4 separate regions of the Homo sapiens genome follow, and all the other regions are linked to region 1. Evidence: chromatin contacts called from ENCODE Hi-C or POLR2A ChIA-PET data. All regions are on one chromosome and are shown on one strand. Each heading gives the region's core, a stretch centred on a gene start or an enhancer-like site at or near the end of the contact. The rest is flanking DNA. Distances are from core to core; before and after follow the strand shown. Region 1 holds the start of NORAD (non-coding RNA activated by DNA damage). Region 2 holds the start of RAB5IF (RAB5 interacting factor). Region 3 overlaps MTCL2 (microtubule crosslinking factor 2). Region 4 holds the start of CEP250 (centrosomal protein 250).

What was found. Hi-C counts contacts between places; a loop is a spot of excess contacts on that map. ChIA-PET counts read pairs that join two places held with the same protein, here RNA polymerase II (POLR2A). Pooled maps may share reads with other maps.
Region 2: a pooled map shows a loop between it and region 1 (29-fold over the local background). The contact joins the promoter of RAB5IF here to the promoter of NORAD in region 1. A Hi-C loop is called at or near these places in 3 of 37 single-sample maps with no recorded cell type and 6 of 50 pooled maps. POLR2A ChIA-PET finds 5 or more read pairs at or near these places in 3 of 52 experiments (HEK293, RWPE1 and activated CD4-positive, alpha-beta T cell).
Region 3: a loop to region 1 is called in a pooled map, with 5 times the contacts of the local background. The contact joins the enhancer-like site here to the promoter of NORAD in region 1. A Hi-C loop is called at or near these places in 1 of 37 single-sample maps with no recorded cell type and 6 of 50 pooled maps. POLR2A ChIA-PET finds 5 or more read pairs at or near these places in 2 of 52 experiments (B cell and GM10248).
Region 4: a pooled map shows a loop between it and region 1 (10-fold over the local background). The contact joins the promoter of CEP250 here to the promoter of NORAD in region 1. A Hi-C loop is called at or near these places in 1 of 168 maps with a recorded cell type or tissue (B cell) and 6 of 50 pooled maps. POLR2A ChIA-PET finds 5 or more read pairs at or near these places in 2 of 52 experiments (Caco-2 and activated CD4-positive, alpha-beta T cell).

Annotation. Positions count from the first base shown.
Region 1 is chr20:36,049,600-36,054,968 of GRCh38, forward strand. It overlaps NORAD (non-coding RNA activated by DNA damage), which reads right to left and starts at 1,361. Exons shown (of 1, transcript NR_027451.1): 1 at 1-1,361. RefSeq lists enhancers at 358-1,557, 1,038-1,609, 4,604-4,783 and a silencer at 1,097-1,306.
Region 2 is chr20:36,602,087-36,607,212 of GRCh38, forward strand. It overlaps RAB5IF (RAB5 interacting factor), which reads left to right and starts at 3,693. Exons shown (of 4, transcript NM_018840.5): 1 at 3,693-3,979. The coding sequence starts at 3,866. The region is part of intron 2 of TGIF2-RAB5IF (TGIF2-RAB5IF readthrough); the gene reads left to right. RefSeq lists enhancers at 2,567-2,616, 3,347-3,486, 4,838-5,126 and silencers at 2,608-3,007, 3,687-3,996.
Region 3 is chr20:36,833,513-36,838,811 of GRCh38, forward strand. All of the region lies in intron 2 of MTCL2 (microtubule crosslinking factor 2), which reads right to left. Among named protein-coding and RNA genes, the nearest start is that of MTCL2, 27 kb to the right of the region's middle. RefSeq lists an enhancer at 1,901-1,960 and a silencer at 2,191-2,480. Within about 2 kb of position 3,604, at least 24 of the 41 ENCODE cell types and tissues checked have a DNase peak (open chromatin) inside an H3K27ac peak, as active enhancers do; they include B cell, where a contact is called at or near this core.
Region 4 is chr20:35,451,582-35,457,410 of GRCh38, forward strand. CEP250 (centrosomal protein 250) reads left to right here and starts at 4,017. Exons shown (of 35, transcript NM_007186.6): 1 at 4,017-4,170. It overlaps MIR1289-1 (microRNA 1289-1), which reads right to left and starts at 2,516; the gene lies at 2,373-2,516. It also overlaps a transcript of GDF5 not described here. RefSeq lists enhancers at 2,952-3,001, 3,262-3,411 and a silencer at 3,432-3,811.

The sequences.
Region 1 (5,369 bases), core at 111-2,610:
CTCCCCCTCCTCTCTCCTCCCCTGAACCACTGCACAAACACAATGAGTATTACTCAACAGGTGATTTGGCCATTCCCCCCCAAAAATATTTCCTATGAATTGTAACAAAAAGGTATTTACAAAATGTGATTTTGCTACCTCTAATTTTAACATATCAGGCACTTCAGAACATCTAAAAAGAAGAGACATTTCAAAAAAGCTTAGCATTGTCAACTATATACACAGTAGTGAGGAATAAAATGCACACAAAACAATGGATAGAATATGAAAATGTCTTCTAAATATGACCAGTCTAGCATAGAACCTTCTTCTCTTCCTTCTCAGGTCTTCCAGCTCCATGTCATCTAACCCACTTAACAAACGTGGACGTATCGCTTCCAGAGGCCGTCTTAACAACTCCATTTCCAAAAGTCATCTCCAGAAGACATGTATTTTCTATGATTTCTTTTAAACAAATGAGAATTTACAAGATGTGTAACTTTCTAACTCTATTTTATCATACGTCGGCAACCTCTTTCCATCTAGAAGGGCTAGATGTGACAAATGTTTTCTATTAAAAGGTTGGGGTGGAGTTGAGAGCAGCTTTTTCATATTATATACACAGGCCTTCCATAAACGGCCAGTAAATCTTCCCAGAGGGTGGTGGGCATTTCCAACGGGCCAAACGTGGCCTGTCATTCTACCATTTCTCTCTTCCGACAGCAAAGTCTGGTAGAATGAAGACCAACCGCCCGATGGCCGCTAACCGTTCCACCCGTCGTCGTTCGGGACTTCGCTCACCTTCCAGGCCCCTTAAGGCCTTTGTCCGTTGTCGTCAGGACTAGGTAGGTCTCGCCCAATGGCGACAGAGTGGTCACCCGGGAACCGGATCTGCGCGGCTCCGTGGCCTAAAGAGGCGGCCGAGCCTGCTTGCGTCCCTAGGCCGCCTTCCCGGGCCGTCCACGCCTTAATGGCCTCCGCCGCGCGGCGTTCGAGCTGCCGCCATACTTCCCGGCCCACCACGCCCAGCGCCGCCCAAAGGCGCTGCGTCCCGGCGGCTCTGCGGGGGTTTCGTCGAGGCTTGGGTCGGGAGACCCGGGTGCCGGCGGGGTCCGGGCTGGGAGACGCCACGGCCGCCATTAGTCACCGAGGTGGGGTGGGAAAGAGAGGTTCGCTGCGGCTTCAAGGTCTGGGCACAGCCAGTGGGCGGGCACAGCCAGTGGGCAGCCACAGCAGAGGCCTCCGTTATCTGCAGGGCAGAGGGCTCGGCCTGTCCCGGGGCCCCCCAGTTCACCCGCCGGCCCGGGGCCGGAGGGCCTGGAGGGCCCTGGAGGAGCGGGCTGCGTTCTGCGTCTCTCCGCGATCTCTGCCGGACCGGAACTGACTTGGCAGTTCTCTGCGCTGGCAAGAGAGGAGCGGTACCGGAAGTGCCCTTGCGCTGGGGGCCCGCGAGCCGTGGTTCCGGGTCTGCAATGTTCCGGCGTGGGGGTGGGGAATGGGGAATGGGGTGTGGTCACGTGGGGTTAGGGCCCCCTCCACCCCGCTTGCTCTTCGCAACGGAAATTGCTACTGGCCTCAGAATTCCCTGAGCAAACGTTGCTTCTCTATCTCCTTACTCCTCCGGTGCTGGATAAGAAGACTCCAATATTTCATTTATTGACTCATTTACCACCTGTTTACCGAGCACCTATGTGCCTCTAAGCACGGGGGAGTGCAGCAGTAAAGAAAAAAACACAGGAAAATTTCTGCTCTCCTAAAATTTACATTCTAGTAAGGGAAACAACAATAAACAAGATCCTTAAAATGCATAAAAGGGTAGATAGCGAAAGTGCTTTGGAAACATAAAAAGGAAAGAGGAATATGAAGTGCAGGTGCGGAATGCTTTATAGTACGGCCAGGTGACTCTGGAGCAGAGACCCGAAGGAGGCGAGGGGATGAGCCATGCTTGGAGATGTCTGTAGGGGAACAGCTTATGCACAGGCCACAAAGCCGAAGCATGTGGGCCAGGCCTGTTCCAGGAACAGCAAAGAGGCTGGGGAAGAGAGGAGAGAAATGGGACCATGGGAGGGAGTTGAACTGCAGTGCGGGAGAGCTGAAGTGGAGGCAGGGGCAGAAGCAGGGAGACCTGATAACTGACTGTTGCAATCAAGCAGGTGAGCTATGATAGGGACTTATGCCAGGGCGACGACAGCAAAGGGGGCAAAAAGTGGTTGAATTCAGGGGTTGACATAAGCTCAAGTCTATAAGATTTGCTGACGGACCAGATGTGAAGTGGGAGAGCGAGAACTGAAAGATGACTCCACACTTTTTGGCCTGAGCAAATGAAAAGGCAGCCGCCTTAAGTGAGATGGAAGAAACCATGGGAGGAGCAAGCTTTGGGGAGAACACCAGGAGCTGAGTTTTAGGCATGTTAAGTTTGAGATGTCTGTTTGACATTCAAGTGGAAATGTCAAGCAGACAGATGGATTTATGAGTCTGGCATTCAGGGAAAGGTTTGAACTGGAGATGAATCTTTGGGAGTCGTCAGCATATAGATGTCTTTAAAACCTTGAGGCTGCATGAGAGAACCAAGAGAGGGACAAGGTCTGAGGTCTGATCCCTGGGTAACGTTTACAGGTCAGGGAATGAGAAGGAACCAGCAAAGGAGACTGAGAAGCGACCAGGGTGGTAGGAGAACAACCAGGAGAGTGTGGTGTCCTGGAAGTAAATGAGGAAAGTGTTTCAAGGGGAATTTATCAACAGTGTCAAATGCTGCTGATGTGTCAATTAAGATAAGGTTGGAAATGACACTTCCAGCTTTTAGAATTAATGCTGTGATGAACTTCCTCGTGAATTTTCACATTTTGTGTAGACTTCTGAATTCCTTTGGGTTTTTTTGTTTTTTGTTTTAGATGGAGTCTTGCGCTGTCACCTAGTCTAGAGTGCAGTGGCGCGATCTTGGCTCACTACAACCTCCACCTCCCAGGTTGAAGTGATTCTCCTACCTCAGCCTCACGAGTAGCTGGGATTATAGGCGCCCGCCACCGCGCCCAGCTAATTTTTGTATTTTTGAGTAGAGACGGGGGTTTCACCATGTTGGCCAGGCTGGTCTCGAACTTCTGACCTCGTGATCCACCTGCCTTGGCCTCCCAAAGTGCTGGGATTACAGGCGTGAGCCACCGCCCCCAGCCTCTGAGTTCCTTTGTTTGTATTTGTATTTTTATTTTTTTTTTTTGAGGCAGAGTCTTGCTCTGTTGCCCAGGCTGTAGTGAAATGGTGCGATCTTGACTCACTGCAACCTCCACCTCCTGGGTTCAAGTGATTCTCCTGCCTCAGCCTCCCAAGTAGCTGGGATTACAGGCACTCGCCACCAGGCCAGGCTAATTTTTTGTATTTTTAGTAGAGACGGGGTTTTACCCTGTTGGTCAGGCTGGTCTCGAACTTGTGACCTCAGGTGATCCACCCACCTTCGCCTCCCAAAGTGCTGGGATTACAGGTGTGAGCCACCGCACCTGGCCTGCATTTTTATTATTTTTAAAATTATTTATTTATTTATTTATGTTTGAGACAGGGTCTCGCTCTGTCATCCAGGCTGGAGTGCAGTGGTGCCATCTCGGCCCACTGCAACCTCCAACTCCTGAGTTCAAATGATTCTCCTGCTTCAGCCTCCCAAGTAGCTGGGACTACAAACGTGTGCCACCATGCCCAGCTAATTTTTGTATTTTTAGTATAGATGAGATTTCACTGTGTTGGCCAGGCTGGTTTCAAACTCCTGACCTCAGGTGATCCACCTGCCTCGGCTTCCCAAAGTGCTGGGAGTACAAGCATGAGCTACCACCACTGGCCCTGAGTTCCTTTGGATACAATTCTGGAAATGTAAAGAAAGATCAAAGGATTAAGACTCTTGATGCAGACTCAGACATGATTCCCAGGAGGAAAATCCTGCAGTCAGAAAGGCCTTGCTGGTGGAAGGTGGACAGGAGAGGTGGCGAGAAGTCCAGGGGCTCTAGTCCACAATGAGATGACAAGGCCCTGAGCCAGGAGAGTTGCACAGAAGTAGAAAACCGGTGAAGTGAGTGTTTCTAGCATTTCAAGAGAAGAAGCCAGTGGGCTGAATACCTGAGAGAAGAGGGAGGAGGGGAAGGAAGAGCCATGGATTATACAAGTTTCAAACACTAGCGCTAATGGGTAGTTTGGTAGTTGATACATTAGCCAAGACAAGGAGTAGGAGAGGCTCCTGGTCCCCTTTCTGAGCTTCCCACCGCCTAAGCAGCCAAACATGTGGGTATTCCTGGAACCTAAAGATGAGGATGATGAAAAACATGTATACATCCTGCTTTCTTTTTCTTTTTCTTTTATTATTTTTTTTCCGAGACGCAGTCTTGCTGTGTCTGGGCTGGAGTGAAGTGGTGTGATCTCGGCTCCCTGCAACCCTCGCCTCCCAGGTTCAAGCGATTCTCCTGACTCAGCCTCCTGAGTAACTGGGATTACAGGCACGTGCCACCACATCCCTTTAATTTTTGTATTCTTAGTAGGGATGGGATTTCACCATGTTGGCCAGGCTGGTCTGGAACTCTTGACCTCATGATCCGCCCACCTCGGCCTCCCAAAGTGCTGAGATTACAGGCATGAGCCACTGTGCTCAGCATACATTCTGCTTTCTACCTGATAGCTCTACTTGAATGTTCCAACAGTATCTGAAACTCCTCTTGTGCAAAACAAAACTCTTGGTATCTCCCCAGAGCCTGCTCTTCCCTATCAGTAAATGGCAGTATCATCCACCTGTTTCCCAAGTAATATGGTTTGGCTGTGTCTCCATCCAAATCTCATCTTGAATTGTACTCCTATAATTCCCACACGTTATGGGAGGGACCCAGTGGGAGATAATTTGAGTCATGGGGTGGTTCCCTCATACTGTTCTCATGGTAGTGAATAAGTCTCATGAGATCTGATGGTTTTATCAGGGGTTTCCGCTTTTGCATCTTTCTCATTTTCTCTTGCTGCTGCTGTGTAAGAAGTGCCTTTCACCTCCTGCCATGATTCTGAGACCTCCCCAGCCATGTGGAAATGTAAGTCCGATTAAACCTCTTTTTCTTCCCAGACTCGGGTATGTCTTTATCAGCAGCGTGAAAATGGACTAATACACCAAGTAATTCTCGATCTCCCTTGATTCCCCATTCTCTCACTTCCCACACGGCAACCATCCCCAGTCCTATCTGCCTCCTAAATATATTTCAAATACAGCCAATTCCCTGTGCTGTCCATTATAGTAGCCACTAGCTACGTGTGCCTATTTAAATTGTAATTCATTAGAATGACATGAAATTAAAAATTCAGTTCTTCAGCCACACCACCCTCATTCCAAGTGCTCAAGAGTCACAGGGAACTAGGAGCCAGTGGCTACCATATGA
Region 2 (5,126 bases), core at 2,443-4,942, 550 kb after region 1:
AGGCAGATTGATTACCAGGAAAAAAGGCATACAATTTGATTTAACGTGTATACACAGGAGTCTTCAGAATGAAGACCCAGCTCCCCAACTCCCCAATAAGGTACAGAAGCTTCTTTTTTTTTTTTTTAGATGGAGTTTCGCTCTTGTTGCCCAAGCTGGAGTGCAATGGCACGATCTCGGCTCACTGCAACCTCCGTCTCCCAGGTTCAAGCAATTCTCCTGCCTCAGCCTCCTGAATAGCTGGAATTACAGGCACATGCCACTACGTTCGGCTAATTTTTTGTAATCTTAGTAGAGATGGGGTTTCTCCATGTTGGTCAGGCTGGTGTCGAACTCCTAACCTAAGGTGATCCACTCGCCTCGGCCTCCCAAAGTGCTGAGATTACAGGTGTGAGCCACTGCACCCGACCAGGTACAGAAGCTTCTGTACCATCTTGAGGTTACAGAAAGAATGGGGGCTTGGATCCTGGTAGAACAGGTTATGGGAAGGGGGAGCAAGGAATTTTACTGAGGGACAACAAATGATTATTAGGAAGAATGGATCAGAAACAGAAATTAACCTGTAAATAGTTATCTTTGGAATTTAAATTATTCTTGGAGACAGTCATTACCTTGAAAAAGGGTCTGTTCAGGTGTGGTTACACTGTCTTCTCTTCTGCAATAGAAAGCGAGATAGCTGGGTGTGGTGGCTCACGCCTGTAATCCCATCACTTTGGGAGGCCGAGGCGGGCGGATCACGAGGTCAGGAGATCAAGACTGTCCTGACTAACACGGTTAAACCCTGTCTCTACTAAAAATACAAAAAATTAGCCAGGCATGGTGGCGGGTGCCTGTAGTCCCAGCTACTGGGGAGGCTGAGGCAGGAGAATGGCGTGAACCCAGTCAGCCGATATCGCGCCACTGCACTCCAGCCTGGGCAACAGAGCGAGACTCCGTCCCAAAAAAAAAAGAAAGTGAGATAACAGGGAGAGGAACAAGAACTCTTCTCCTTGGTGGGTCAGTCATATCTTTATGTAGATACGGGAAAAGTCTCTTCCAGCACCTTGATTAGGTTTTCAAGTTCAGATATTCATTATGCTAGGCACAGTGGGTCATGCCTGTAATCCCAACACATTGGGAGACCGAGGTGGGAGGACTGCTTGAGCCCAGGAGTTCAAGACCAGCCTAGGCAACATAGTGAGACCCTGTCTCTACAGAAAATTAAAAAACAAAAACAAAAAAAAACAAACCTGTCAGGGTGTGGTGGCTCATGCCTGTAATCCCAGCCCTTTGGGAGGCTGAGGCAGGCGGATCACTTGAGGTCAGGAATTTGAGACCAGCCTGGACAAGATGGCAAAATCCCATCTCTACTGAAAAATACAAAAATTAGCCAGGTTGTGGTGGTACGCATCTGTATTCCCAGCTTCTGGGGAGACTAAGTCAATAGAACTGGTTGAATCTGGGAGGCAGAGGTTGCAGTGAGCTGAGATCATGCCACTGCACTCCAGCTTGGGCGACAGAGTGAGACTCTGTCTATAAAAAAAAAAAAAAAAATCTTAGCCAGGTTGGTGGCATGTGCCTGTGCCTGCAGCTCCAGCTACTTGGGAAGTTGAGGTGGGAAGATCGCTTGAGCCCAGAAGATCAAAGCTGCAGTGAGCCCTGATCATGCCACCGCATTTGAGCACGGGCAACAGAGTGAGACCCTGTCTTAAAAACTAAACTAAAATAGTCATTATACTAGGGAGCCATATTTTGGGGTAAAATATTTTGATTTCCTTCAACTGGCTAAGCTTTACCATTTCATATGGGAGGGAAACTGGATCAGAAAAGAGGCAGGGCTGAAAAGAACAAGACCCACGGGGAAACTTAGGACAAAAGGAGTGCACCCATATAACGTATACGGCCCTTCCACCAGTTCCAGACAGTAACGTGATCACAGTATGTTTCACCTTGGGGGTCCAGCCCCACTTAATCTACTGAAACAATGTCAGGGTGGGCTTGGGGTGGAAAACAGCAGCTATAGTATTCTGGAAAAGCTCTCTAGGAGGTTTTTTGTTTGTTTTTTGTTTTGTTTTTGAGACCAAGTCTTGCTCTGTTGCCCAGGCTGGAGTGCAATGGCGCGATCTTGGCTCACTGCAACCTCCACCTCCCAGGTTCAAACAATTCTCATGCCTCGAGCCTCCTGAGAAGCTGGGATTACAGGTCCCCACCACCACGCCCGGCTAATTTTTTTTGCATTTTTAGTAGAGACGGGCTTTCAACCATGTTGGCCAGGCTGGTCTCGAACTCCTGACCTCAAGTGATCCACCGACCTCGGCCTTCCAAAGTGCTGGGATTATGGGAGTGAGCCACTGCGCCTGGCCTCCCTAGGGAGGTTCTATTACTCCTGAAAAGTGAAGAATTACAGGTGAATGTTGATAGGTATGCAAAAGATACTCTGACCTGTTTAAAAAAAAAAAAGATACTCTCAGCTTTAAAGTTTAACGGTTAAGAGCACAGATTCTGGAGTCAGACACACCCAGGTACCAGATACATTACTTGTCTTTATAAATCCACTGTCCAGAGGCCGGGTGAGGTGGCTCACGCCTGTAATCCTAGCACTTTGGGAGGCCAAGATGGGCGGATTGCCTGAGCTCAGGAGTTCGAGACCAGCCTGGGCAACATAGTGAAACCCCCGTCTCTACTAAAATACAAAAAAAACTAGTGGAGCGTGGTAGTGGGCGCCTGTGATCCCAGCTACGTGGGAGGCTGAGGCACGAGAATCGCTTGAACCCGGGAGGTGGAGGTTGCAGTGAGCAGAGACCGTGCCGTCTCAAAAAAAAAAAAAAAAAAAAATCCACTGTCCAGAAGGGATGTGCCTTGGTCTCTGGACTTACCAGCACAGTGAGCCTGGCACCACCTGGAGGGCCACCGGAAGGAGCCCCATCCCCAGGGGTTCTGAGTCAGTAGGCGTGGAATGGGGGCCGAGAACCTGCGCCTCTACCCAGTTCCCAGGCGATACGGCCGCTGCTGATCCGGAAGCTCACTTTGTGAACCACTGACGCAGCACATGGTGAGGACGCTGTATGTGAACACTCAGATATCCTGATACCTAACCCAATCCTTGTATTTGCCGCCCAGGAGTCCCCGGTTGGGTCCACCTTGCTATACGGCCTCAGAATCTCATTTCCTCTTTTGGGGTCTCAGGGCTCTCGTGTGCCAAAAGAGGGTGCTGGGCAAGATGAAATGGTTAGTTATTACAGAAGAGTTAACATCTTCAACAAGGCCCTACAGAACTTGCAGGGTTAGGGGAGAAAATAAGCGGGCTAAATCCTGTGGGGCAGCTTGGAGCTACCCTGGAGCAAGGTCTGGGCTCAGCAGGCGAGTAGGTCGCAAGGAAAGGTAGAGCCGCTCCTGCCCCACTCGCTGCTCGAGGGGCAGCTGTGGCCGACTGGGCGACGCTGACGTCCAGCCTCGGTTTTCCCCTACCTCCTCGGTCTCCACAGCGCCTCCTGGCGCCCATGTCACCGTTCTACCAAGATTGTCCCTCCCCTCACACCTTACCGCGAGCCCGGCGGATGCTGACGTCATTTCCGCCACGAGTAGCGCGCTTGCGCCAAGGCGCCGGTCGCTGTTTCACTCGGATGGCTTCGCGGTCGCCGATTGGCTGCGTGAGCACGTCGGCGGGAGGGCGCGCGACACTGCACCGCCCCTCCCTTCGCGGCGCCTGCTCTGTAGAGCCGGCGGAACCGGGTAGCTTGGCCAGGTTGTGAGGAACCGCAGCGCGCCGCAGGACCGGGCCGCTGAGCCTGCAGCCGCCCCGCGCCGTGACCTGCGACCCTAGACCCCGACTCCCTTTGGCTCAGCCCGCGCGCCCCAGGCCCGGCCCGGGCGGCGCGACGGGAGGATGAGCGGCGGGCGGCGGAAGGAGGAGCCGCCTCAGCCGCAGCTGGCCAACGGGGCCCTCAAAGTCTCCGTCTGGAGTAAGGTGCTGCGGAGCGACGCGGCCTGGGAGGATAAGGTACGGTGGAGTCTGAACAGGGCGCGGGTGCGAGGAGTCGGCTGGGACTCGGGGAACGGAAGACTGGCGCGGGCCTGCCCTCGTCCTCGTTCCGGCACAATCGAGTAGGGCAGTGGGGCGGGTGGCCCAAGGGTGTCAGAGCAAACTTGGCGGGCACTGGGCGGACAGCTGGGCTTGGAGCTCCCCGAAGGGTGGCCTAAGGATGAAGCCCCCTAGTTATGCGGAATTGGCGAGGAGCGGGGAGAGGCGTTGTCATTCGCGGGCAGGGTTTGTGCCTGAACTGGGAAAGGGAGCTGAATTCGATTCGGCCTCCGCCTTTTATGTGCAGTAGGGTTTTGAGTAGGTTACTTGTTTCTTTCGAATTAAGTAGCACAAACATTAACAGTAACAGACTTCTGCTGAGAATGCTTTCTACGTGCCAGGTGCTCTGCAAGCGGAATCTCGTTTAACTCAGAATAACTCTGAAGTGGGGTACTGTGGTACATTAAAGCCTTTTGCACATAGTGAGGCTCGCTAATCTTGAGCTGCTGTTGCTTGTTGAATGTAAAGGACCGAATACTTTGATAAGCATGAGTCAAGAGGGGAGACTGAGACCACCCGCTGGGTGAGTGTGAGGTGTGGGGGTGGAGAAACGCCACCAGATATGTGCGAGAATTGGTTGGGACTTCAGAACGTTCTTACTCGTCCCATTCGGAGGATGCTTCGTAACTCTGCTCCATGATCTGGAAGGGGCCATCACAAACAGCTTGATTCCAGGTAGCTTGAAAAGCGTATTATATTTGCAGTCATTTCTTGGTTTTCTGGGCTGCCGAAGTGGATTTTCCTTCCTGAAGTTCCTGTAAAGGGGGATGGGAGGCACTTCCTGAAGGTGCCCTTGTTCTGCCCCCAGCCCTGCCCAGCTCTTGCAAAACCTGCAGTCTCTAATCTGCTGTGTCATTTCTTTCTTTTCTTGTATAAGGACTGGTTTCTGGAATCTAGGGCAGATCAGAAACCTGAGTCGTCTGTGTTCTTCCATTAAACTTAAATATAGTGGCACCTGCCTCCAGCATTTATGGTTCTAATCCGTATGTGCGGCCAGTAGCACAATTATTATCACAGTCATTTCATTACAGGCCATATTATATATGCACCTCTAGAATTTTGATTT
Region 3 (5,299 bases), core at 2,354-4,853, 790 kb after region 1:
GTCATCCTGATCCTCAGGGAGAGGGATGGGAGCTCTCACGAAAGAGCAGCTCCTGGCCGGGCATGGTGGCTGACGCCTGTAATTCCAATACTTTGGGAGGTCGAGGTAGGAAGACTGCTTGAGGCCAGGAGTTCAAGACCAGCCTGAGCAAAATAGGGAGACCCCCATCTCTATAAAAACTTTTTAAAATTAGCAGGGCATGATGGTGTGTGCCTGCAGTATCAGCTACTCAGGAAGCTGAGACAGGAGGATCCCTTGAGAGCCCAGGAGGTCAAGGCTGCAGTGAGCTGTGATCAGCCACCGTACTGCAGCCTGGGTGACAAAGAGAGACTATGTTTCAAGAAAGAAAGAAAGAAACAAAGAAACAAGGCCGGGCATGGTGGCTCATGCCTGTAATTCTGGCCCTTTGGGAGGCCGAGGCCGGCAGATCACTTGAGGTCAGGAGTTCGAGACCAGACCGGTCAACACGGTGAAACCCCGTCTCTACTAAAAAAATACAAAAATTAGCTGGGTATGGTGGCATGCCTGTAATCCCAGCTACTCGGAAGGCTGAGGCAGGAGAATTGCTTGAACCCGGGAGGTGGAAGTTGCAGTGAGCAGCGATCACGCTACTGTACTCCAGCCTGGGTGACAGAGCAAGACTTCATCTCAAAAAAAAAAAAAAAAAGAAAAAAGGAAGAGCATCCCCTGGCCAGGCAGCATTCTGGACTCCGTGTGGCTGAATCCTCCTACAAACCCCAGGAGGGTAGGAATGTCACCCCCACTCTACAGATGAGGAAAGTGAGGCTCAAAGAAGGGAGGTAACCTGCACAGGTCACCTAGGAATGAAACCCAAAGCCAGAACATTTTCTCCAGCAACATCTGTATCTGAGGAAGGGGGCGTGCTCCTGGTGTGTCCTTGGCTTCCCACAGGAGTCACTTTAGACCAGAGTTTAGATCCCAGATTCCCTGGACCTGACCTCCTTGTATCCGGTCTCAGCTCCTCACGGGTCCTGGGAATGTATGTTGTGAACAAGCCCTCCTGGTGATTTTTATCCACCCTGGGAGGCTGAGATCCTGGCCTACCCTCGCCCCCAGACTACTAGTCTACTACTACTACCAACCAGTCCTACTAGCCTACTACTACTAGTAGTCCTACTGATGTATTGCTCAGAAGAACTTATACTTGCTGTGTGAGTTCTTCTCAGCAATAAGAAAACCACAACCAGACCAGGCATGGTGGCTCACACCTGTAATCCCAGCACTTTGGGAGGCCGACGTGGGTAGATCACCTGAGGTCAGGAGTTAGAGACCAGCCTGGCCAACACAGAGAAACCCCATCTCTACTAAAAATACGAAAATTAGCTGGACATGGTGGCGCATGCCTGTAATCCCAGCTACTTGGGAGGCTGAGGTAGGAGAATTGCTGGAACCCAGGAGGCAGAGGTTGCTGAGATCACACCACTGCACTCCAGCCTGGGTGACAGAGTGAGACCCTGCCTTAAAAAAAAAAAGAAAAAGAAAACCACAACCAATACATGTTTATTTCCAGACCTAGTATTTAATACTCTCTTCACTTGAATTATTTCATTTTATCCTCACAAAAACCTCTAGAGGGAGGGACTCATTTTATCTCCATTTTCCATGAGGAAACAAGCTCAGAGATGTGAAGGAACTTACCCAAGGCCACACAGCAAACGTGGCACAGCAGCTCTCCGCCCCGTGACCTTGCCCTCCTCATGCTGGGCAAAGGCCCCACCGAGGTTCTGTAGGTCCTGTCAACGGTGAGGACCAGCAGAGAGGGAGAGCTGGGGGTTGGGGGGGGGCACTGAGGCCTGTGGTTTTATTCATGACCCCCCACCCCACCCCACCAATACCCCTCTGCTCCATAAAACCACAGGAGCTCAAAAGCCCTGAGGATTCAGCTGGTCAAAAGCCACATTTAACAGAAGGGGAAAATGAGGCACCAAGCGGTAGGGGCAAGTCAGGGCATGGACCACGGAGCTGGCAGAGCAAGTTGGGGAAGTCCCAGAGGTACCCTCCTAGGCAGCGCCCGCCCCCTCCCCACTCGGGTCCATCAAGCCCTCCAAGACGATGCCAGGGAAAGCAGCATTCTGATAACTTCCCAAAACCCCCCAGAACGACCCCAGCACATGGGGCTCAGGGTGGTGGCCAGAGGTGTCCATCCAGCTCAGGCCCCAGGCCCGCAGATGAGCTCAGCGCTCCAGCTGCAGCGTGGGGAGAGGAGGGAGGGAAGGGCAAGAGGGATGCTGATTGGCTAATTCAAACCCCAACAGAAACGGCCCCTCCTCTCCGCCCAGACTCCGGAGAGCCACACACCCGCTCCCCACACCCGCCTCCCCGCCGCCGCCGCCGCTGCTCTAGCTCCACCCACGGAGGCGCCGCAGCCGGCAGCTAGCTCCAGGTCCCAGCCTCTCCTCCGCCTCTTCCTCATCTTTCTGAAGTCTGACATTTTTTTGTGTCCCTCCCAGAAATCCTCCACTATATGCCCAAACGCAGATTCCTCTGAGCTTCTCCAGCTATTCCCTCCCCCTCCCCATCTCCTCCCTACTGCCTTCCCCCACCACCCCCCACCCCTCCCAACCCAGTGATTGGAATCTGAATATGCCCGGGAGCTGCCCTGTCAAGTAGAGGTACGCTTTGAACTTGGAAACTAACTCATTCTTTTTTTTCTTTTAGAGAGAGACCTTGTCGCTCTGTCGCCCAGGCTGGAGTGCAGTGCTGCAATCATAGCTCACTGAAACCTTTAACTCCTGGACTCAAGCAATCCTCTGGCCTTGGCCTCCCATATAGCTGGGACTATAGGCACTTGCCACCACGCCCAGCTAATTTTTTTTTTTTTTTTTTTTTTTTTTGAGACAGAGTTTCACTCTGTCACCCAGGCTGGACTGCAATGGTGTGAGCTCACTGCAACCTCGGCCTCCCAGGTTCAAGCGATTCATCTGCCTCAGCCTCCTGAGTAGCTGGGAGTACAGGCGTGTACCACCACACCCGGCTCATTTTGTATTTTTAGTAGAGCCGGGGTTTCACCATGTTGGCCAGGCTGGTCTCGAACTCCTGACCTCAGGTGATCCATCCGCCTCGGCCTGCCAAAGTGCTAGGATTACAGGTGTGAGCCACCACCCCCAGCCTCTGCTAATTTTTTTTATTTTTTTGTAGAGATAGGGTCTTGCTATGTTGCCCAGCCTGATTTCCAACTATTGGCCTCTAGCGATCCTCCCACTTCAGCCTCCCAAAGCGCTGGGATTCTGGGATTACAGGCATGAGCCTCCACCTCTGGCGGAGACACAACCATTGGTTGCCTCATGTGTAGGACAGCACTACAATCCCATTGTGCACCAACAAGACCACAGGGGGCGCCAGCAGCTTCCTGGAACAGGCACTCCTGTTTACCTCCCCTGGTTCTGCTGGCCTTTGAAACCATGGCTCTCCCTGGTCCCTTAACAAAGGTTTTTCTTTTATATTCCACTGGAAAGGCTATAGGGCTTGAGTTTGCCAGTGTCTTCCAACAGAAGGGACTTCTCCCCAGGTAAGTGTGTGGCTGACTCGCATCCTGCCGCTCCCCTGGGTCCTCACAGGAGCCATCTTCTGCCACCTTCCTCTTTCCCCCTTCCTGGCTCAGGCCCACTTCTCCCTTGGGCCTTCACTCAGAAGTCACCCCTGCAGGAAGCCTCCCTAGGGCCCCATCCCAGCTCCTCGTGTCACCAGATCACACTGGGCTGAGTTCTGAGGGCAGAGGGCCGGGCCTGGGGGCCCTGGAGTTCTCACCACCAGACCAGAGCTTCCGAAGACAGGCAGGGGGACATCCCACCTGCCAACCTCCCACCCACCCTTCCCCTGCTTCCTGAAGCAGAGAGCAGTGAGGCCAAGCTGGAGGCTTGGGAGGCTCATGAGCCTGGGCTCTGCCACCAACACACTGAGCGCCCCTTGACCTTCGGCAGGTATTGCTTTTCTCTGAACCTCAGATTCTTCATCAAGAAAATGGAAATAATGATAGCTAACATTTTTGAGTCCTTATGCTGGCATTTTACCCACATTATTATTATTATTATTATTATTATTATTATTATTATTATTATTTTTGAGACGGAGTCTCACTCTGTCACCCTGGCTGGAGTGCAGTGGCGCGATCTCAGCTCACTGCAACCTCCGCCTCCCGGGTTCAAGCGATTCTCCTGTCTCAGCCCCTGAGTAGCTGGGATTACAGGCGGGAACCACCACACTCGGCTAATTTGTGTATTTTTAGTAGAGATGGGGTTTCACCATGTTGGCCAGGCTGGTCTCGAACTCCTGACCTCAGGTGATCTGCCCGCCTCGGCCTCCCAAAGTGCTGGGATTACAGGCATGAGCCACTGTGCCCAGCCCGCATTATTTCATTTAATCCTCATATAACCCTGTGAGATAGAGATTGCTGCAAACCCATTTTACAGATGAGGACACTGAAATTGATGACTTTGCTCAAAATAATAAAGTTCAGGTATATTGGAGCCAAGATTTAAACCAGCCTTGACCAACTCTAGGCCTTCACTACTTCTCTTTGTTTTTTTTTTTTTGAGACGGAGTCTCGCTCTGTCGCCCAGGCTGGAGTGCAGTGGTGACACGATCTTGGCTCACTGCAAGCTCCGCCTCGTGGGTTCACGCCATTCTCCTGCCTCAGCCTCCCGAGTAGCTGGGACTACACATGCCTGCCACCACACCTGGCTAATTTTTTGTGTTTTCAGTAGAGACAGGGTTTCACTGTATTAGCCAGGATGGTCTCGAGGCCTTCACTACTTTTCATTAGCATAATTAAGGAACCTCTGCCTGACACCGTGGCTCATCCTTGTAATCCCAGCACTTTGGGAGGCCAAGGCAGGAGGATCACTTGAGCCCAGAAGTTTGAGACCAGCCTGGGCAACATAATGAGACCCCATCTCTACAACATATAGAAAAATTAGCCAGGTGTGGTGGTGTGTGCCTGTAGTCCCAGCTACTCAGGAAGCTGAGGTGGGGGTAGCCCAGGAGGTGGAGGCTACAGTGAGCTATGATCACATCACTGCCTGATACCTAGGCAACAGAGCAAGACCTTGTCTCTAAAAAAACAAGAAGAAAAAGAAACCCCCATGGAACTGTGCGGGGACAATTAGAGGCTAGCACCAGGTGGTGGTTGATACTCAATAAACAGTAGCTTCTCAGCCAGGCGCAGTGGCTCATGCCTGTAACCCCAGCACTTTGGGAGGCCAAGGTGGGCAGATCACCTGAGGTCAGGAGTTCGAAACCAGGCTGGCCAACATGGTGAAACCCTGTCTCTACTAAAAAT
Region 4 (5,829 bases), core at 2,767-5,266, 600 kb before region 1:
CTTTTTTTTTTTTTTTCGAGACAGGGTCTTACTCCTGTCACCCAGGCTAGAGTGCAGTAGGGCCATCACGGCTCATTGCAGCCTCGACCTCCTGGGCTCAAGCAATCCTCTCACCTCATTTTTTTATTTTTTTGTAGAGACAAGGTCTAACTATGTTGCCCAGGCTGGTCTCCAACTCCTGGGCCCAAGTGATCCACCTGTCTTGGCCTTCTAAAGTGCTGGGGTTACAGGCGTGAGCCACTGCACCCAGCCATCTGCAGGTTGTGTAAGACTGATGTGGTGTACTCTTATGCCTACAGAACCACTAGGGCAGGGGTTTCTAATCCCCCAGGCCATGGACTACTATCAGTCTGTGACCTGTTAGGACCCTGGCAGCACAGTAGGAGTTGAGCAGATAAGCGAGCATTACCACCTGAGCTCCACCTCCTGTCAGTTCAGCAGCAGCATTAGATTCTCATAGGAGGCAAATCTTATTGAGACCTGTGCATGCAAGGGATCTAGGTTACACACTCATGAGAATCTAATGCCTGATGATCTGAGGTGGAAGTCTCATCTCAAAACCATTCCCACCCACCCCTGCCCATCCCTGTTTCACACACCAGCTAATTCCACTTTGGGCTTTGGCTCAGATAATATCCAGTTGTACTACATTATTATGTTTTAATACAATTTCCAACTTGTCCTTACTACATTGTATTATTATTCAATACTAGAACATAATCAATGCTCAATAAATGTCCACTGGGTAAATGAATAAATAAGGGAATGAATCCCCCTTTACAAACATCAAAGATTACTATTTGGTTTGGTATATCTTGGTAGTCTGAAACCTGTTTACTCCTCATAGTCTTTTTCTTTGAGATGAACTTTCGCTCTTGTTGCCCAGGCTAGAGCACAATGGTGCAATCTCGGCTCACCGCAACCTCCGCCTCCCGGGTTCAAGTGATTCTCCTGCCTCAGCCTCCCGAGTAGCTGGGATTACAGGCATGCGCCACCACGCCTAGCTAATTTTATATTTTTAGTAGAGATGGGGTTTCTCCCTGTTGGTCAGGATGGTATTGAACTCCCAACCTCAGGTGATCTGCCCACCTCAGCCTCCCAAAGTGCTGGGATTACAGGCGTGAGCCACCGCACCCGGCCGACTCCTCATAGTCTTAAAAAATATTGTCTAGTTTGCTAATGGATGTTATGTCATTAAACTTTGTAACACTAGGGCTGACTTGATTCATTCATTCAATGGACACTTACTTGATACCTACCATGTGTGTAAGACTGTGCTAAATCCCAGGAATAAGTCTCCTATCCACACAAAGCTTAAATTTTGGAGGGAATGTTAATAGGAAAACAAAATAATAAATGGAAAGTGCTATGAAAGAAACAGAAGACGGCCGGGTGCGGTGGCGCATGCCTGTAATGCCAGCATTTTGGGAGGCTGAGGCGGGCGGATCACGAGGTCAGGAGATCAAGACCATCCTGGCTAACACGGTGAAACCCCGTCTCTACTAAAAATACAAAAAAATTAGCCGGGCGTGGTGGCGGGCACCTGTGGTTCCAGCTATTGGGGAGGCTGAGGCAGAAGAATGGCGTGAACCCGGATGGTGGAGCTTGCAGTGAGCCGAGATTGCGCCGCTGCACTCCAGCCTGGGCGACAAAGCAAGACCCCGTCTCAAAAAGAAAAGAAACAGAAGACTATCCTAGAAAGTATAGGGTATTACTTTAGATAGCATGGTCAGGGAAGACCTAGTTGAGGAAGTATCATTTAAGCTGGGACCTGAAGGACAGGAAGGTACCAGCTAGGCCAAGAGCTGGGGGAAAAGTGGTCTAGGTAGCTGGCATAGTGTATGCAAACGCCCTGAGGCAGAAAAGAGCTTGATGTGCATAATATTTAGATTGTTTCATTTGTATTTCAAATATTGTTGCAGTGAACATTCAAGCACAATGCCTGTTGTGGGATTATTTCCCTAGGATGGAATCCCACACCACTGCTTCTTTGCATCGTTTTCTCTGTCTAGTGCCTGGAGATGTTCCTTTTCCCCTCTCTAGATAGTTTGCCTTTCAGAATCCGTGTCCTTCCTTCCCCTTTTACTCTCCACTTTCTCTATTTCTCAAATTAGCTATTAAGATCTTTTTTGTGTTCTTACAGGAGAAAGATAAAATATAGCTTTTAAGCGTTCCTTTCTCAGGTTACCTTTGGCTGTGGATTAACCTGAAGCCTTGCTGTTTCACTCGAGCTATCCACTCATTCACCCATTCACTCAGCACTTATTGAGCACCTATTTTGTACCAGGCCTTGTGCTGAGCGCTATAGTCAGATGACCAAATTACAGTCTCTACGCTCAAGCTCACAATCTCATGCAGCGCTTCCTAAAACGTGTTCCCAATTATCAGAATCACCCTGGGTACTTTCTAAAATGCAGATTCCTGGACTCCACCCCCGGTTTAGGGATTCTCTGGGGGTGGAAACCAAGAGTCTGCATTTACCAGTTTTGTTTTTAATTCCTACTAAAAATTGAGAACCACTGAGTGCAAGAGTGAGGCAGGTAAATGGAGTTTACAACTCTAAGAAAGTGCATTAACAATTTATACACAAGGCCGGGCGCGGTGGCTCACGCCTGTAATCCCAGCCCTTTGGGAGGCCGAGGCGGGAGGATCACGAGGTCAAGAGAGATCGAGACCATCCTGGCCAACATGGTGAAATCCTGTCTCTACTAAAAATACAAAAATTAGCCGGGCGTGGTGGCGGGCGCCTGTAGTCCCAGCTACTCGGGAGGCTGAGGCAGGAGAATTACTTGAACCTGGGAGGCAGAGGTTGCAGTGAGCCGAGATCGTGCCAATGCACTCCAGCCTGGCGACAGAGCAAGACTCCATTTCAAAAAAAAAAAAAAAAATTTATACACAAAATGCTACAGGAATAACGCATGGGTCCTATTGGGAAGAAAAAGTTCTCTAGAAGTCAGGCTTAAGCAGAACTGCAGCTCCGGGACGGATTAAGTCAGGTAAAGGTAACACTCTGTGCAGAGACATGCAGACAAAACCGAGTGTTGAGTAAGTAACTCGCCTGTAAGTGTTATGCTGCCTGAAGCTTCTCGGAGCGTCTGAGCAGCAAGGTGAACAACCCTCAGAAACCGGTCGCGCTGCCAGTATTATCGCTAACCAGTGGCAGCGAGCCCCTTTGTTTCTCGGCAGTTGTAATTGTAGTCTGGTTTGTAGGTGGAGCTGTGCGCAGGCGCACCTAGAACCAGGTGACCTTGCACATGCGCTGTATGTAACACTGAAGCCAAAAGCGAAATGATTGAGGGCAATTTTTCTTTTCTGCTTCCGAAATGTCCCTTTCGCGAATCCAGAGACCCTGACCGTCCCCATTTCTGGCTAGGGATCTTATAATTCTTAAAATAATACCCCCTTTCCTTCAGGGCCTCTCTAGTAAGTCGGCTGCCAATACCCAACATGGCGGGAGGCCCTGCGCCGGCTCAGTCTGCCTATAGGTGCAGGACTTGGAGGGGCGGGCCCCTCCCAAAGGGCGGGAGTTTGGGGGGGCGGGGCCTGGCCCTCTGCCTCGGGGTGGGCTCCGCCCCCGTCCCCCGCAGGGCCTTAGCAGCGGCTGCCGCAGCTCAATCGCGGAGCAACTAGCCGGGCGTCTGCGGGAGCCGAGCGTGGTGAGGTGGGGCCTCAGGGGCAGGTGGGAGGTGCTCGGGTTAACCGTCCGAGGCCCGGAGACCCGCCCGTCTAGGGCGCCTGAGGGAATCCCGTTCGGGCAGCGGCCTCTTGTTACCCGGGAGGAACCCGAGGCCCAGAGAGGGGCTGGGACGCGTCGTTAGGGCCCGGGGCCCGCTTGCCTCAGCTTCTTGCTGCCGCCAGCACGCTAAGCTCCAGTCGGCGCCGAAGGAGAGCTTCCCGACCCTCGTGTCCAGTAGCCGCAATCCCAGGCTGGGAGGGTGAGGCGCCGCGCTCTGCCGCCCCCCCGCCCCTCGCTCCCTGTGTCCTGGCGGATTTGCACGTAATCTATCCGAAAGCCCAGTCCCACCCGCCACCCGACTCTGGAGCTCCCATTCTTCAGGACCCTGCTGAAGTATCGCTTCTCAGCCGCCTTCTCCAGGCGCAGCTGCATTCGCTTCTCGGTTTTTGCACTCGCTGTGCACCGAGTTACTTTCCCGGCCCCTCGTTGACACCGTAAGCTCGTTCGTTAGATGTTATGCCTTGCCTTTTTCATCTCTAGATCCCAGGGCCTAGCACGTGATGATAATAGTCATGGCTTACTGTACGGAATGATCACAAATTGTCAGGTGCTACTGAATGCATTACACATAAGGGCCCATTTATTTATTTATTTAGAGACGGAGTTTCGCGCTTGTTGCCCAGGCTGGAGTGCAATGGCGCGATCTCGGCTCACCTCAACCTCCGCCTCCCGGGTTCAAGCGATTCTCCTGCCTCAGCCTCCCAAGTAGCTGGGATTGCAGGCATGCGCCACCACACCCGGCTAATTTTATGTTTTTAGTAGAGACGGGGTTTCTCCATGTTGGTCAGGCTGATCTCGAACTCCCGACCTCAGGTGATCCGCCCGCTTCGGCCTCCCAAAGTGCTGGGATTACAGGCGTGAGCCACCGCGCTCAGCCAAAGGCCTATTTAATCTTCCCAACAATCCTATGGGGTGAGTTCTTTCTATAGCTTCACGTTTTACCCATGAAGAAACTGAGGTATTCATAGAAAAAGTAATTTGCCAGGAGTCCCACAACTAATAAGTGGATGGAGCTGGGAAACTGTCCCCAGGGCATTTGATGACTTGACTAGATTGCCTTTGGGTTTAATCAACGTCTGTTGAATTGATCTTTACTTTGGCCCTGGGAGTTATTGGAGGCTAGGCTTGTGATCAGTATTTTACCGCGAAGGCTTAGAAAGGAGAACTGGTCCCAGATTTATAGAGGTCACAACAAAACCAAGGCTACTGGTACGCCCTCTGTTCCTTTAGTTCTTCTATCTTTCTTTGCTCCTTTTCGATCAGAAAGCTGCAGACATAGGTGTCATTATCGCTCACTATTTAAGAAGTGCCCCTCACAGAGCTGTGAGTTCGTAGTCCATGCTTTAACTAATGTAATGTTCATGCTTTAACAGCTAATGTAATGGAGAGAGTGTAGAATTTGGAATCAGATTGGGGTTCAGTCATTGCTCTGCCACTGACCAAGCTATAAGTTATATGCCTCCCCCCACTTTTTTTTTTTTTTTTGAGACCTGGTCTCAGTCACCCAGGCTGGAGTGCAGTGGTGCGATCTGGGTTCACTGGAACATCCTGTCTCCCAGGTTCAGGCGATTCTCCCGCCTCAGCCTCCTGAGTAGCTGGGATTACAGGCGCCCGCCACCGTGCCTGGCTAATTTTTGTATTTCTAGGAGAGATGGGGTTTTGCCATGTTGGCCAAGCTGGTCTCGAACTCCTGGCCTCAAATGATCTGCCCAACTCAGCCTCCCAAAGTGCTGGGATTACAGTTGTGAGCCACCACACCCAGCCTGTTTTTTTGCTTTTTATATAGGTAATAGAGCTGTTAGCATTTTGCAAGACCATTGGTGATAATATGGATCATGTTACCTAATGTCCTATAATAGTCAGTAATAATGGGCACTTGTTATAAACCAGGCTGTGTTTTAGGTAGGAGCTGGGAATACAGCATTCGATAAAACAATGCTTTTGCACTTGTGGAATTTGCATTTTGGTAAGTATATTACATAATAATTAGATAGGGACAGAAAAAGCATGGTAAGGTAAATAAAAGTACTAGTGTTATGTGGAGAGGTGATAGTATTTTATTTATTTATTTATTTGAGCATCTTGTCCCAGGC